2 separate regions of the Homo sapiens genome follow, and region 2 is linked to region 1. A link is a loop called in an ENCODE intact Hi-C map of the cell type or tissue named here. Cell type or tissue: PC-9. All regions are shown on one strand.

Region 1 (8,000 bases):
GGGATTATAGGTGTGCGCCACCACGCCCAGCTAATTTTTGTATTTTTAGTAGAGATGGAGTTTCACCATGTTGGCTAGCCTGGTCTTGCACCCCTGACCTCAAGTGATCCACCTGCCTCAGCCTCCCAAAGTGCTGGGATTACAGGTGTGAGCCACTGCACTTGGCTGCTAATTTTAACTTTATTACATTTTTTCACAAATTTAAATTTTCTAAAGTAGAGAAAACTTACTCTTTTTTTGTATCTTATGGTAAAAAAATTAGTGCCTTAGCAGAATACAGGAATGTAGAACTTCTATTTGTCAGAGATAACTGTTATTTACAGTTTGTATATCTTTTCAGGCTGCTTTTAATTTCATGTGTTTATAACTGTTGGAATAATTTTCAAGATAAATTCATAAGTTAATATAATGAAAGCAAGTAATATAGAATGTACAACATGCAAGTAATACAGAATTGTATGTGGTTGAAAGTTGTATTTTTTTTTTTTTTTTTTTTTTAATTGAGACAGGGTCTTGCTCTCTCACCTAGGCTGGGATGTAGTGGCACAATCTCAGCTTACCGCAGCCATGATCTCCCAGGCTCAATGAATCTTCCCACTTCAGCCTCCCAAGTAGCTGGGACTCCAGGCCCGTGCTACCATGCCCGGCTAATTTTTGTTTTTTTTGTAGAGATGGGTCCTTCTGTGTTGCCCAGGCAGGTCTCGAACTCGTGGGCTCAAGTGATCCTCCCGCCTCAGCCTCCCAAAGTGCTGGGATTACAGGTGTGAACCATCATGCCTGGCCCTATAACTGACTTTTTACTTAGCATATTGTGATTGTCTTTTTTAGTCGGTGCACACTGCCTTATTTGTTGTCATTCTGCTGCGCTATGGCTATACCATAATTAATCAACTCCTCAATGATGCTTGCTTAGGTTGTTTCTGTTTGTTCATAGAGATTGTTTCAGTGAACATTTTTGTGTATCTCTTTGCATACCAAAATGCTTGTGCCAGTGTTTCTATTATACGAAGATACATTTCAAAAGGAGAGATTATAAAATCAAACACAATGTACGTTTCAGTTTTTTAATTTTCATTTTTAGAGATAGGGCCTCACTCTGTCACCGAGGCTGGAGTGCAGTGGTGCAATCATGGCTCACTGCAGCCTTGAACTCCTAGGCTCAAGCGATCCTCCCACCTCAGCCTCCTCAGTAGCTGTGACTACAGGCACATGCCATGACGCCCGGCTAATTTTTTTTTTAAATTTTTTGTAGAGACAGGGTCTTGCTGTGTTGCCCAGGCTGGTCTTGAACTCCTGGTCTCAAGTGATCCTCCTGCCCTCAGCCTCCTGAGTAGCTGGGATTACAGGCTGTACTTTTTAGTTGTTTTACCAGGATGCATGGCACATTGGGAAGTGAGAGGACTGTGACCAGGAGCCAAAAGCTCTGCGTTCCTTTCTGTAGAATATAGGAAGACACCTCTTTACAGATCATTCTGTCAACAGTGCTTCCCTTGATTTGTGCGATGATGTGAGAACCTTGCGTTGGATGTTGTAACTTGAGCTGTGTAATTCCTATAATATTAAAGTAATGTAGAATATTGTGTTTGTGTTTTTTAAACAGGAGTATGCCAAAATGGTCCAGGTCTTACATGCATACTGTATCATTTCAGCAGGCATCCGTGTAAGTTGCACCAATCAGCTTGGACAAGGAAAACGACAGCCTGTGGTATGCACAGGTGGAAGCCCCAGCATAAAGGAAAATATCGGCTCTGTGTTTGGGCAGAAGCAGGTAGTGATGGCCGGTTACTTCAACGCCTCTTATTGCTCTAGTGATTATAGCGGGTTTCCATTGTCCCTTCCAGTAGAATGGAGAATAAAATCTTAGAATTGATTTTTTTTTTTTTTTTGAGAGGGAGTCTCGCACTGCTGCCCAGGCTGGAGTGCAGTGGTGTTGTCTTGGCTCACTGCAACCTCCGCCTCCCAGATTCAAGCAATTCTCCTGCCTCAGCCTCCCGAGTAGTGGGATTACAAGCATGCTCCACTACGCCAGGCTAATTTTTTGTATCTTTAGTAGAGACGGGGTTTCACCGTGTTGGCCAGGCTGGTCTCGAATTCCTGACCTCGTGATCCACCAGCCTCGGCCTCCCAAAGTGCTGGGATTACAGGTGTGAGCCACCAAGCCCGGCCGGTTTTTTTTTTTTTTGAGCTGGAGTCTTGCTCTGTTGCCCAGGTTGGAGTGCAGTGGCGCCATCTTGGCTCACTGCAACCTCTGCCTCCCGCGTTGAAGCAATTCTCCTACCTTAGCCTCCTGAGTAGCTGGGATTACAGGCACATGCCACCAGGCCCAGCTAATTTTTTGTATTTTTAGTAGAGATGGGGTTTCATCTTGTTGGCCAGACTGGCCTCGAACTCCTGACCTCTAGTGATCCGCCTGCCTCGGCCTCCCAAAGTGCTGGGATTACAGACGTGAGCCACTGCGCCCAGATTAAGAATTGATTTTTAAAGTGCCTATCACAAGGCCCGGCGCAGTGGCTCACGTCTGTAATCCCAGCACTTTGGGAGGCTGAGGTGGGCGGATCACGAGGTCAGGAGTTTGAGACCAGCCTGATCAATATGGTGAAACCCCATCTCTACTAAAAATACAAAAATTATCTGTTCGTGGTGGCAGGCACCTGTAATCCCAGCTACTCAGGAGGCTGAGGCAGGAGAGTCGCTGGAACCCGGGAGATGGAGGTTGCAGTGAGCTGAGATTGCACCACTGCACTGCAGCCTGGGCGAGAGAGCAAGACACCATCCCAGGAAAAAAAAAAAAAAAAAAACAAAGTACCTATCACAAAAATTGATGTTTGAGAGCTGAATGTGTTTCATTTTATTCTTCCAGAGACACTCGTATACTGCGTCTTTTCACTCTCTCTCTGAAAAAAATATAAGTTATTGTGGGCAATGTGTGGGTTCTGAATAAGTAGGTACTTGTTTCATCTTTCTTATATCATAAAATCAAAATTGTTGTTCCCACGGCTCACACATGTAATCCCAGCACTCTGGGAGAGGAAACTGTTGGGATTATGTGTTTGAACCACCCGGCCAACAATTTTGAGGTGGGAGAATCGCTTGAGCCCAGGAATTTAAGACCAGCTTGGATAACACGGCAAGATCCCATCTCTACAAAAAAATTAAAAAATTAGCCAGGTGTGGTGGTGTGCACCTGTAGTCCCAGCTACTCACTCGACAGGCTGACGCAGGAGGATTGCTTGAACCCACGAGTTTGACATTGCAGTGAGGTATGATTGAGCCATTGTACTCCAGCCTGGGCAATAGAGGGAGACCCTGTCTCAAAAAACAAAACAAAACAAAAGATTCTTTTAATTTTTTTTGCGCTTGTAATGTCAATAGCTTGACTAAGAAAGAAAACAGATTAAGTCCACTCTGTCTTTATTAGGAAGTAACTGTGAATTTTTTTTTTTTTTTTTCAGTTGCAAAGCCTCATTCCTTTTGTTCAGCTGCCCCCTAGTGACTCCGTGTGTGAAGAGTACGGTTTGAGCTGTTCCGATGCTCTGCATAATCTTTTTTAGTAAGTAGATTGCTGGCAAGAGAACTACAATTGAACATTTTATCCTGAGAGCTTTTTTTTTAAAGATAGTGATTCTAAGGCTAATAGTTTCGTGTCTTTTTTTTTTTTTCTTGAGACGGAGTCTTGCTTTGTTGCCCAGGCTGGAGTGCAATGGTGCTATCTTGGCTCACTGCAACCTCTACCTCCTGAGTTCAAGCAATTCTCCTGCCTCAGCCTCCTGAGTAGCTGGGATTACAGGCACGTGCCACCACACCCGGCTAATTTTGTATTTTTAGTAGAGACGGGGTTTCACCATGTTGGCCAGGCTGGTCTCGAACTCCTGACCTCAGATGATCCGCCCACCTTGGTGTCCCAAAGTGCTGGGATTACAGGCATGAGCCACCACGCCTGGCTAGGGATAATAGTTTTTTATGTCCTTTATAAAACTGTGAGCAATGCTGTGGCTAAGAAAGATGATTTATACAAAGGAGTCAGTTGCTTAATTCAAACCATGTTTTGAGTAAGTGGTATATTTCAGGTGGTTTTCTGTTGAGCAGGTCTTCTTTAAGGCTCTGTTTAGTTAGACTAACTTGTAAATTATTTTATCATTTTAAATGATTTTGACTTTCCTGGCATCTGATGAAGGCAGTTCAGTGTCATTACTTTTCGTATAAGAAAATAGACACTTCCATAAATAGGATTGGTCCTGTAAAGATATCTATCTATCTGTGTGTATATATATATATATATATATATTTTTTTTTTTTTTAGCTTTGAGATGGAGTCTTGCTTTGTTGCCTAGGCTGCAGTGCAGTGCCGTGATCTTGGCTCACTGCAACCTCTGCCTCCCTGCAACCTCTGCCTCCCAGGTTCAAGCGATACTCCTGCCTCAGCCTTCCGAGAAGCTGGGACTACAGGTGTTCACCACCATGCCCGGCTGATTTTTTGTATTTTTAGTGGAGACGGGGTTTCGCCATGTTGCCCAGGCTGGTCTTGAACTCCTGACCTCAGGTGATCCACCCACCTTGGCCTCTCAAGGCTCTGGAATTACAGGCATGAGCCACCACACCCAGCCTAAGATCTGTATTTCTTTTTGTTTGTTTGTTTGTTGCCTTGAGATCTATATTTCTTACTCTTCCTCCACTTGCTTTTGGCTTATGCCTGAAATGGTAAACATGGAGCTTTATGTCTTTATGTGAAGGTGGTGTTCTTCTGGAAATGCCGGTATCCCTGGGGTGGGTCTCATGTGAAGCAAGCGCTTTACCAAGACATGAGATATAAGCGTCCTACCCGGGAGGTTTTGAAAGGGGAGGGAATGTGGGCAAAATTCTGAGCACAAGTGGTTAGACTTCATTGACAAACCAGGGGTGGCAGCACGGAGGTTCTGAGAATGCATTTGAAGCGAGACCCACTTACAGAGGCTGAGGATTTATCAGGAAGGGTAAGGAGAGCTGCAACACATCAGTTTTGGACGCACTGCATCACCTGTGGTGCATTGGTTGACTGTAGGAGCTTTAGAATATTCCAGAAGGTTTGGTTCTTTGATGACTCATCAAGATTTGGAGCACAGATACCCGTGAACTGCAATAGTGATCCTTATCAGCATGTCACCTGGTGTTTTGTTTTCATTTCACTTTAAGAATGTGCCATGTGATCGTATTTCTAATCCCTTTCACTCTGGAATCCTGCCCTTACCATATTAATGTTGAATAGCATCTCAGGTTTCATTTCACAATGCACGCATGGAGTTGGAAGGAGTTCAACAGACAGACAGTTTTTCTTTATCAACCGGCGGCCTTGTGACCCAGCAAAGGTATTTAAAATTTTTTTGTGTTAGTTTGTTCTTTATGCCTTTGACTTTTAATTGATAACTTTTTTCTGATAATAGGCAGTTTACGTGGAGCTCGGGACTTTGAGAAACATGGCTTTAACATTATCTTATTTTGTGCATTTACAGAAGTCTACCGCAGATGGCCCCCAGCTTCAGATGTTTCAACTGAAGACTTTTCTGTCCGGGCGCAGTGGCTCATGCCTGTAATCCCAGCACTTTGGGAGGCCGAGGCGGGTGGATTGCCTGAGGCCAGGAGTTCGAGACCAGCCTGGCCAACATGACAAAACCCCGTCTCTACTAAAATACAAAAAATAACCAGGCATGGTGTTCCACGCCTGTAATCCCAGCTACATGGGAGGCTGAGGCAGGAGGATCACTTGAACCTGGGAGATGGAGCTTGCAGTAAGCCGAGATTATGCCACTGCACTCCAGCCTGGGTGACAGAGCGAGACTGTGTTTCAAAAAAATATATATATATTTTTTTCTACTACTTTACCTTGTTGCAGAAGTTATTTTTTGCAGTAGATACCATACTTCAAGTACCTATTGAACCATTGTTTTTCGGTATAGTATTCAATAAATTACAGAAGATATTCAACATTTTATTATAAAATAGGTTATTTTGCCTATAGACTATGTAAGTATTCTGAGGCAAGGCTGAGATGGGACATTCAGTAGGTTAGGTTATCACAAAGGCATTTTTGACATACAGTATTTTCTTTTCTTTCTTTTTTTTTTTCTGAGACGGAGTCTTGTTTGTCACCCAGGCTGGAGTGCAGTGGCGTGGTCTCGGCTCACTGCAAGCTCCGCCTCCCAGGTTCACGCCATTCTCCTGCCTCAGCCTCCCGAGTAGCTGGGACTACAGGTGCCTGCCACCACGCCTGGTTAATTTTTTTTTGTATTTTTAGTAGAGACGGGGTTTCACCTTGTTAGCCAGGATGGTTTTGATCTCCTGACCTCGTGATCCGCCCACCTCGGCCTCCCAAAGTGCTGGAATTACAGGTGTGAGCCACCGCGCCCAGCAGATACAATATTTTTAACTTATGGGTTTATCAGGACATAACCCTATCATAAGTTAAGGAGCGCATCTATCTGTGTACAGTTTTTTTTGTTGTTGTTTTTTGGGTTTTTTTTTGAGATGGAGTCTCGCCCTGTTGGCCAGTCTGGAGTGCAATGGTGCGATTTTGGCTCACTGCAACCTCCACCTCCCGAGTTCAAGCGATTCTCCTGCCTCAGCCTCCCAAGTAGCTGGGATTACAGGCGCGCGCCACCACGCCCGGCTAAGTTTTTGTGTCTTTAGTAGAGACGGAATTTCACCATGTGGCCAGGATGGTCTTGAAATCCTGACCTCGTGATCTGCCTGCCTTGGCCTCCCGAAGTGCTGGGATTACAGGCGTGAACCACCGCGCCTGGCCTCTGTATAGTTTTTTAAATTGCATATACGTGAGTGTGTTTGTATCTGCATATATACATTATATGTGTTGTGTGTATAGATACATAAATATATAAACACATATTACCAGTATATTTATTATTGTAAAAACTAAAACTATTTGAAGAAACTAAACATTTTATAACATTCTATGTCACCTTTCAGTATAGACTGATTACATGGTTTCTATATTTCCTTTTTTTTTTTTTTTTTTTTTTTTTGAGACAGAGTCTCGCTCTGTCACCCCCAGGCTGGAGTGCAGTGGCATGATCTCTGCTCACTGCAAGCACCGCCTCCCAGGTTCACGCCATTCTCCTGCCCCAGCCTCTCTAGTAGCTAGGACTACAGGCACGCATCACCACACCCGGCTAATTTTTGTATTTTTAGTAGATACGGGGTTTCACCACATTGGCCAGGCTGGTCTCGAACTCCTGACCTCGTGATCCACCCGCCTCTGTCTCCCAAAGTGCTGGGATTACAGGCATGAGCCACCGCGCCCGGCCCATGGTTTCTATATTTTCTATAGATTTCTATATTTTCTCTTCTTTCTATTTTCCTAGGAAAATAAGGGCTCAGATTACTTCTGCCTCAGATTTAAATTGATCATCTTGATATGATGACATGGGTTTTTTGAGTTTGTATCTTAGCAACACATTGTACCTCAGTAATATTTTGTTTTTTTTTCTTTCTTTCTTTTTTTTTTTTTTTTTTTTGAGACGGAGTCTAGCTCTGTCGCCCAGGCTAGAGTGCAGTGACGTGATCTTGGCTCACTGCAAGCTCTCCCTCCCAGGTTCAAGCAATTCTCCTGCCTCAGCCTCTCAAGTAGCTGGGATTATAGGCACATGCTGCCATGCCTGGCTAATTTTTTGTATTTGAGTAGAGATGGGGTTTCACTGTGTTGCCCAGGCTAGTCAAGAACTCCTGAGCTCAGGCAATCCACCTGCCTTGACCTCCCAAAGTGCTGGGATTACAGGCGTGAGCCACCGCTCCCAGCCCCTGTTTTTCAATGATGCTTTAGAGTTTGCTTGTAATCTGCCAGATGTGGTTGAACTTCTAAATTTTTTAACCTATAGTGTGATGGATTCATAATTATTAATTATAACTATTAATAATGTGATATTTTGGTTTATTTCTAATGACATTTTAATGTCATAGATACTTTTCTATGTACATTGAATATGTTTTATGAACATTTAAGCTGCACTTGC
Region 2 (8,000 bases), 140 kb after region 1:
TTCGTTCTTGTTGCCCAGGCTGGAGTGCAATGGTGCGATCTCAGCTCACTTCAACCTCCGCCTCCTGGGTTCAAGCCATTTTCTTGCCTCAGCCTCCCAAGTAGCTGGGATTACAGGCACGCAGCACCAAGCCCGGCTAATTTTGTATTTTTAGTAGAGATGGGGTTTCACCGTGTTGGCCAGGCTGGTCTCGAACTCCTGACCTCAGGTGATCTGCCTACTTCAGCCTCTCAAAGTGCTGGGATTACAGGCGTGAGCCACCGCACTGCACTCGGCCAGAACTGGGATTCTTAAAGCACATCTCCCTCCCATCCTGCTAAAAACCAGCAACAACTATAACCACCACCACCTGTGGCACACACATTTGGTGTCAGCATTAGCGAGCCACCTCCAGGCTACCCCATTTGAGGACTTCTTGCCAAGAAGTTCTCCAGCAGTTTTCACCCAAAACCTGTTCTTGCTGTTTTTGCTCTCTGGCCAACTCTGTGGTCACTAAATCAATGTTTCACTTTTTCAGCAGGAACAACAATAAATAAATAAATATATATATGTATATGTATATGTATGTGTATATATGTGTGTGTGTATATATATGTATGTGTGTATGTGTGTATATATATGTATATATACACGTATATATACGAATATATATATACGTATATATGTGTATATATACGTGAATATATACACGTATATATACACGTATATATACGTAATAATATATACACACGTATATATACACGTATATATACGTAATATATATACACACGTATATATACACGTATATATACGTAATATATATACACACGTATATATACACGTATATATACGTAATATATATACACACGTATATATACACGTATATATACGTAATATATATACACACGTATATATACACGTATATATACGTAATATATATATACACGTATATATACACGTATATATACGTAATAATATACATACACGTATATATACACGCATATATACGTAATATATATATACGTATATATACACGTATATATACCTAATGATATATATATATATATGCATATATATATACACACACACACATACGGAGAGCCCCAAACTGCTTAGGCATGTGTGAAATGCTATAGCAGAAAAGAAACAAAATGGTATAGGACGCTGATTTTTTCATGAACAAGAAATGTGAGCGGCTCCGTCTCAACTTACGGATGAGCTGGAGGCAACATTTAATGAAGACTTAAGTGAGTTAATTAAGGAGAAATTGCAACTAAACCCCACATAATGAGAGAGCTGGCATCTCTCGCTCCAGGGTCCCATATTTTTATCTGTCTTCACTTGTCCATGATGTGGGTTCTCTTTGTGGGGGGGGTCTCCTTGTATTGGGCAGACATCCCCATGAGATTCAGAACCCAGGAAAAACCATCCAATAAAAAAACACTGGCTGGGCGCGGTGGCTCACACCTCTAATCCCAGCACTTTGAGAGGCCAAGGCAGGTGGATCACCTAAGATCAGGAGTTCAAGACCAGCCTGGCCAACATGGTAAAACCCTGTCTCTAGTAAAAATACAAAAATTATAGGCGGGCGCCTGTAATCCCAGCTACTCACGAGGCTGAGGCAGGAGAATCGCTTGAACCCGGGAGGCGGAGGTTGCAGTGAGCTGAGATCACGCCATTGCACTCCAGCCTGGACAACAAGAACGAAACTGTCTCAAAGACACAAAACAAAACAAAAAAAACAAAACAAATAAAAAACAACAAAAAGAAAACCATCAAGGAAGAGATGTTGTCGCCCAAAAGCTTCAATGACCCGGGACAGATGTCAGAGTTGAATTCAGAGAATTGTTCCAAAGCCCCAAGAACTCTCATGTTGGCCAGGTGCAGTGGCTCACAATTGGAATCCCAGCACTTTGGGAGGCCGAGGCAGGAGGATTGCTGCCGGCCAGGAGTTTGAGACCAGCCTGAGCAGCAGAGCGAGACCCCATGTCTACAAAAATGTAAAAAGTTAGCGAGGCATGGTAGCGCGTGCCTGCAGTTGCAGCTACTTGGGAGGCCGAGGTGGGAGGATTGCTTGAGCCCAGGAATTCATGACTGCAGTGAGATAGTTGTACCGCTGCACTCCAGCCTGGGTGACAGAGCGAGAACCTGTCTCTAAAAAATAATAATTAAAAAAAAACCCTCATGTTCTTATCTAGATATGACCTTGAATGGATAGAAAGAAGCTCAGGAGACAGGAGATCCCATCCTATCTTGGGCTTTTCTAGCTGTCTGCCCTTGGGAAATTCACTTAATCTCTCAGAACATCAGTTTTCTTCTTTTTATTTGATTTATTTTTTGAGGGACAGAGAGTCTTGCTCTGTGCCCCAGGCTGGAGTGCGGTGGTGCCATCTTGGCTCACTGCAACCTCCACCTCCTGGGTGCAAGCAATTCTCGTGCCTCAGCCACCCGAGTAGGTGGGATCACAGGCCCATACCACCATGCCCAGCTAATTTTTGTATTTTTAGCAGTGATGGGGTTACACCATCGCTACATTTCTCCTGGCCATCGTTGGCCAGGCTGGTCTTGAACTGCTGACCTCAAGTGATCCACCCACCTTGGCCTCTCCAAGTGCTGGGATTACAGATGTGAGCCGCCATGCCCAGCCTGATGTCAGCAAATTCTTTTTACCAACCCTCCAATCAACCACTTCCTGGTGCTGGGGCTCTGACACCTTGCTCACCTCAAGTGATCCACCTGCCTCAGACTCCGGAAGTGCTGAGATTACAAGTGTGAGCCACCACGCCCAGCGAGTTTTCTTTTCTCTTTCTTTTTTTCTTTTGAGATGGAGTTTCCCTCTTGTTGCCCAGGCTGGAGTGCAATGGCGCAATATTGGCTCACTGCAACCTCCGCCCTCCGGGTTCAAGAGATTCTCCTGCCTCAGCCTCCTGAGTAGCTGGGATTACAGGCGTGCAACACCACGCCCAGCTAATTTTAGTATTTTTAGTAGAAACGGGGTTTCACCTTGTTGGTCAGGCTGGTCTCAAACTCCTGACCTCATGATTCGCCCGCCTCAGCCTCCCAAAGTGCTGGGATTACAGGTGTGAGCCATCATACTTACCCATAACATGCTCATATTTTCATTTACCTTCTTGAACATACCAAATAGTTGTAGTAAGTGTTTTAATCTCTTTATTAGTTCTATCTTTGTCATTTCATTTCATTGATTTTTCTCCTCTTCCTGGGATATAATCCTTGCTTCTTGGCATACCTGATGATTATTTTTTTTCAGAGACAGGATCTTGCTGTGTCACCCAGGCTGGAGGGCAGCGGCACCACCATACCTCACTGCAGCCTCAACCTCCTGGGCTTCAGCAATCCTCCCACCTCAGCCTCTCAACTGACTGGGCTTACAGGTGTGCACCACCACACCTGGCTAATTTTTTAGTTTTACTTTTGTAGAGATGAGATCTCGCTATGTTGCCCAGTCTGGATCTTGAACTCCTGGCCTCAAGCAATCCTCCTGCCTCACCCTCCCAAAGTGCTGGGATTATAAGTGTGAGCCAACACTTCCTGCCATGCCTGGTGATTTTTTACTGGGCACCAGATATTGTGAATTTTACCTGGTTGGGTGCTGAATATTCTTGTTTAAAAAATATATTCTTGAGCTTATTCTGGGACATGGTTAAGTGACTTGGAAATAGCGTAATCTTTTTTTTTTTTTTTTTTTTTGAGAGTGAGACTCGGTTTGTCACCCAGGTTGGAGTGCAGTGACACAATCTCAACTCACTGCAACCTCTGCCCCTTGGGTTCAAGCGATCCACCCACCTCAGCCTCCCTAGTAGCTGGGACTACAGGTGCGCACAACCGCGCCCAGCTAATTTTTGTATTTTTAGTAGAGACGGGGATTTCACCATGTTGGCCAGGCTGGTCTTGAACTCCTGACCTCAGGTGATCCACCCGCCTCGGCCTCCCAAAGTACTGGGATCACAGGCGTGAACCTCCGCACCCAGATGCGTGGTCCTTTTGAGACTTGCAGAACTAGACCAACCCTTAGTCTAGGGCCAATTCTGCCGCACCACGAAGGCAACGCCCCTCTGAACACTTGATTCAATGCCCCAGGTATTATGAGGTTTTTCACTTTGCCTGCTGGAAACACGAACGGTTCCCAGCTTTTTGTGGACTTTGGAATTATTCTGCCTGTTTCTATTGTGTGATTCCTTCCCCTAGTCTTGCTCGGGTAATTTCCTCCATGTGTGAGGTGATCCCACTCAGCTTCAGAGTCAAGAGGTTTCCTTTGCAAAGCTGCAGAATTTGGGTTTTTTTGCATATCTCTCCCGCAGGATTCCATCCTGCAAATTCCAGCTGCTTTGGCCTGCTCAAACTTTTTTTTTTTTTTTTTTTAGAGACAGAGTCTCGCTTTCTGGCCCAGGCTGGAGGGCAGTGGCGCGATCTCGGCTCACTGCAACCTCCACCTCCCAGGTTCAAGTGATTCTCATGCTTCAGCCGCCTGACTAGCTGGGATTACAAGCATGCACCACCACGCCCAGCTAAATTTTTTGTATTTTTAGTAGAGACAGGGTTTCACCATGTTGGCCAGGCTGGTCTCGAACTCCTGACCTCAAGTGACCCACCCACCTCGGCCTCCCAAAGTGCTAGGATTATAGGCGTGAACCACCGCACCTGGCCAGGCCTGCTCACACTTTCAGCTCTGTCTCCTGCACTCAGGGAGAACACTGGGCTCTGCCCGGCTGCCCTCCTCCCGCGGCAGCTGGAAACACTTTGCCTCATTGGTTTCTCCCCTAACGGAGATCATGGTCTTTAGTGCCACCTATTGACCGGTGTCTAAAAACTGCCTTTGCGTATGTGTTGTACGGTTTTCTAGGTATTTAAGGCAAGAGGGTTAATCCATCTTGGCCATAAGTTGGGGAAGTCTCCACAATTTTTACAACATTTTGGGAGTCTGAAGGGGGAAGACTGCTTGAGACCAGGAGTTCGAACCCAGCTCGGGCAACACAGCAAGACCCCAATCTCTCCAAGAAAATAAAAATACTAAAAGTAGCCGAGCATGACAATGTGCGCCTATAGTCTCAGCTACTCGGGAGGCTGAGGTGGGAGGACTGCCTGAGCCCAGGAGATCCAGGCTGCAGTGAGCCATGTTGGCACCACTGCACTCCAGTCTGGGTGACACAGTGAGACCTTGTCTCAAGAAAAAAATAAAACATTTTAAGTTCCTGGAAGGGTGAGTTAGAGGCTATATAAAGAATTAAAGCTTTTTTAAAATCACATTCCCAAATTATTGGTCAAAAGGGAGCAGTGGGCCGGGTGTGGTGGCTCATACCTGTTATCCCAGCACTTTGGGAGGCCGAGGTGGGCGGATCACCTGAGGTCAGGACTTTGAGACCAGCCTGGCCAACACGGCAAAACCCCATCTGTACTAAAAATACAAAAATGAGCCAGGCGTGGTGGTGAGCACCTGTAATCCCAGCTACTTGGGAGGCTGAAGCAGGAGAATCACTTGAACTGGGGAGGCAGAAGTTGCAGTGAGCCGAGACAGTGCCTCTGTACTCCAGCCTGGGTGACAGAGCAAGACTCCATCTCAAAAAAAAAAAAGAATTAAAGCTTTTGGTGGCTCACACCTGTAATCCCGGTACTTTGGGAGGCTGAGGTGAGCAGATGGCTTGAGCTCAGGAGTTCAAGACCAGCCTGGGCAATGCGGTGAAACCCCATCTCTACAAAAATTATAAAAATTAGCCAGCCATGCTGGCTCACACCTGTAGTTCCAGCTACTCAGGAGGCAGAGGTGGGAGGATCGCTTGAGCCTGGGAAGTTGAGGCTGCAATGAGCCCTGATTTTGCCACTGTACTCCAGCCTATACAACAGAGCAAGACCCTTCTCAAAAACGAAAAGAAACTGCTGTTTCCTATGTTTTGTACAGTTGTAGGTATTTAAGGCAAGAAGGGTTATCCATCTTGGCCATAAGAAGGGGAGATCTCCACAATTTCTGTAAACATTTTAAGTTCATGGAAGGGGAATTGTGGGTTAGAGGCTATATAAAGTATTAGGATTTTTGATAATAAGAAAATATGGGCTAAGCATCGTGGCTGTAATCCCAGCACTTTGGGAGGCCGAGGTGGGTGCATCACTTGAGGTCAGGAGTTCGAGACCAGCCTGGCCAACATGGTGAAACCCCCATCTCTATTAAAAATGCAAAAAAAATTAGCCAGGCATGGTGGCGGGTGCCTGTAATCCCAGCTACTCAGGAGACTGACACAGGAGAATTGCTTGAACCCAGGAGGAGGAGATAACAGTGAGCCAAGATCATGCCATTGCACTCCAGCCTGGACAACAAGAGCAAAACTCCATCTCAAAAAAAGAAAAGGGCACATATGTGTGCGTGCAACAGAATACAGAATATTTATTTCCAGAGGAACCCTGACTTCTCCAGGCTCCTCGGTTTGTCCTTCTTTGTGGGCATGATTTATGCAGCTGCCTATAGATGTCACCACAGGAAGGCACGTCAGAGGTAATAAAAATCCCAGAGTGAGAACTGCGGCACCACGGCAGAGGGCCAGAGCACGAGTGCAAAGGCCCCGTGTCAAACACAGAAGAGGTTTTTGTTTTAAATCACGACATCTAATGGCTCACACCTGCAACCCTAGCATTTTGGGAGTCTGAGGTGGGAAGATGGCTTGAGCCTAGGAGTTAGAGACCAGCCGAGGCAACATAGCAAGACCCTGTCTTTACCAAAAATAAAAAAAAAAAAAAATAGTTGGGCGTGGTGGCATGCATCTGTGGTTCCAGCTCCTCGGGAGGCTGAGGCAGGAGGACCACTTGATCCCAGGAGTTTGAGGCTGCAGTGAGCTGTGATCACACCACTGCACTCCAGCCTGGGTAACAGAGTGAGATCCTGTCTCAAGTAAAACATAAAATAAAATAACATAAATAAAATTAAAATTAAAATAAATAAAATGAAATAACAAAATAAAATAACATCAGTCCACAGAACCCAAATCTTCGCCCAAGATAGAGTGACAGCCTTTACTAAAACAAATATGATCACCAGCAACCAAATTAAACACGGTCCACGTGAAGAGTGAATGAGGAAAGATTTTGGTTATGCTCAGGCATTTGGACCAGTTTAACTGAGGTCAAATTTTTTCAGATTTTTCTTTTCAAAAGCTGGTTGTGGAGTGGAGTTCAGGAGCATGTTCTTCATAAAGTGGCTCTTTGTGGGTCGGCCCTGGTGGGCGGGATTTCATCAATCTCACCAACCTCATTATCTAACATGCTGAATATGTAGCATCGATCAACGAACGAGATCCTCGGTCTCATGAAGTCAGCTTTCTGGGGAGGAGAAAAGAAACACAAATAAACAAGGAAATAAACGCCCAAGGTGGAAATAAGACAGCGTGAGGGTCAGGTTCCTTGAACTCACGTTTTTTTTTTTTTTTCTGAGATGGAGTTTCACTCTGTCGCCCAGGCTGGAGTGCAATGGCGCTATGTCGGCTCACTGCAACCTCCGCCCCCCAGGTTCAAGTGATTCTCCTGCCTCAGCTTCCTGAGTAGCTGGGATTACAGGCACCTGCCATCGTGCCTGGCTTTGTATTTTTAGTAGAGATGGGGTTTTACCATGTTAGCCAGACTGGCCTCGAACTCCTGACCTCCAGTGACCCACCCACCTTGGCCTCCCAAAGTGCTGAGATTAGAGGCATGAGCCACCACACCTGGCCGAGCTCATGTTCTTGAGTCACCCTCTGTCCTTTATAGAGAAGCAGTTTGGAGATTTCGTCCTACGTGTCTGAGGCCGGGTGCTATGGCTCATGCCTGTAATCCCAGTAATCCCAGCACTTTGGGAGGCTGAGACGGGAGCATTGCTTGAGCCCAAGAATTCGAGACCAGACTGGACAACATAGTGAGGCTCTATCTCTTCAAAAAATAAAAAATTAGCCAGGTGCGGTGGTGCATGCCTGTGGTCCCAGCTACTCAGGAGGCTGAGGCAGGAGGATCACTTGAGCCCAGGAGGTCGAGGCTGCAGTGAG

What was found. Hi-C counts contacts between places; a loop is a spot of excess contacts. Peaks named below come from ENCODE experiments on the same cell type or tissue, not always from the same donor. Only the 100,000 strongest peaks of a DNase experiment are listed, where the experiment ranks them.
Region 2: a loop joins it to region 1, with 5 times the contacts of the local background. A loop is called at or near these places in 16 of 110 quality-filtered maps.

What each region holds. Positions count from the first base shown.
Region 1 is chr7:5,992,876-6,000,875 of GRCh38, reverse strand. It overlaps PMS2 (PMS1 homolog 2, mismatch repair system component), which reads left to right. Exons shown (of 15, transcript NM_000535.7): 6 at 1,601-1,768; 7 at 3,453-3,550; 8 at 5,243-5,342. Among named protein-coding and RNA genes, the nearest start is that of PMS2, 12 kb to the left of the region's middle. In PC-9, CTCF peaks have their summits at 3,302 and 3,507 (motif pointing left); DNase peaks (open chromatin) are centred at 3,475 and 5,175; H3K4me3 peaks cover 369 bases; H3K27ac peaks cover 1,071 bases.
Region 2 is chr7:5,853,412-5,861,411 of GRCh38, reverse strand. It overlaps the pseudogene ZNF815P and a transcript of OCM not described here. Among named protein-coding and RNA genes, the nearest start is that of OCM, 23 kb to the left of the region's middle. In PC-9, CTCF peaks have their summits at 4,614 and 4,815 (motif pointing left); a DNase peak (open chromatin) is centred at 4,751.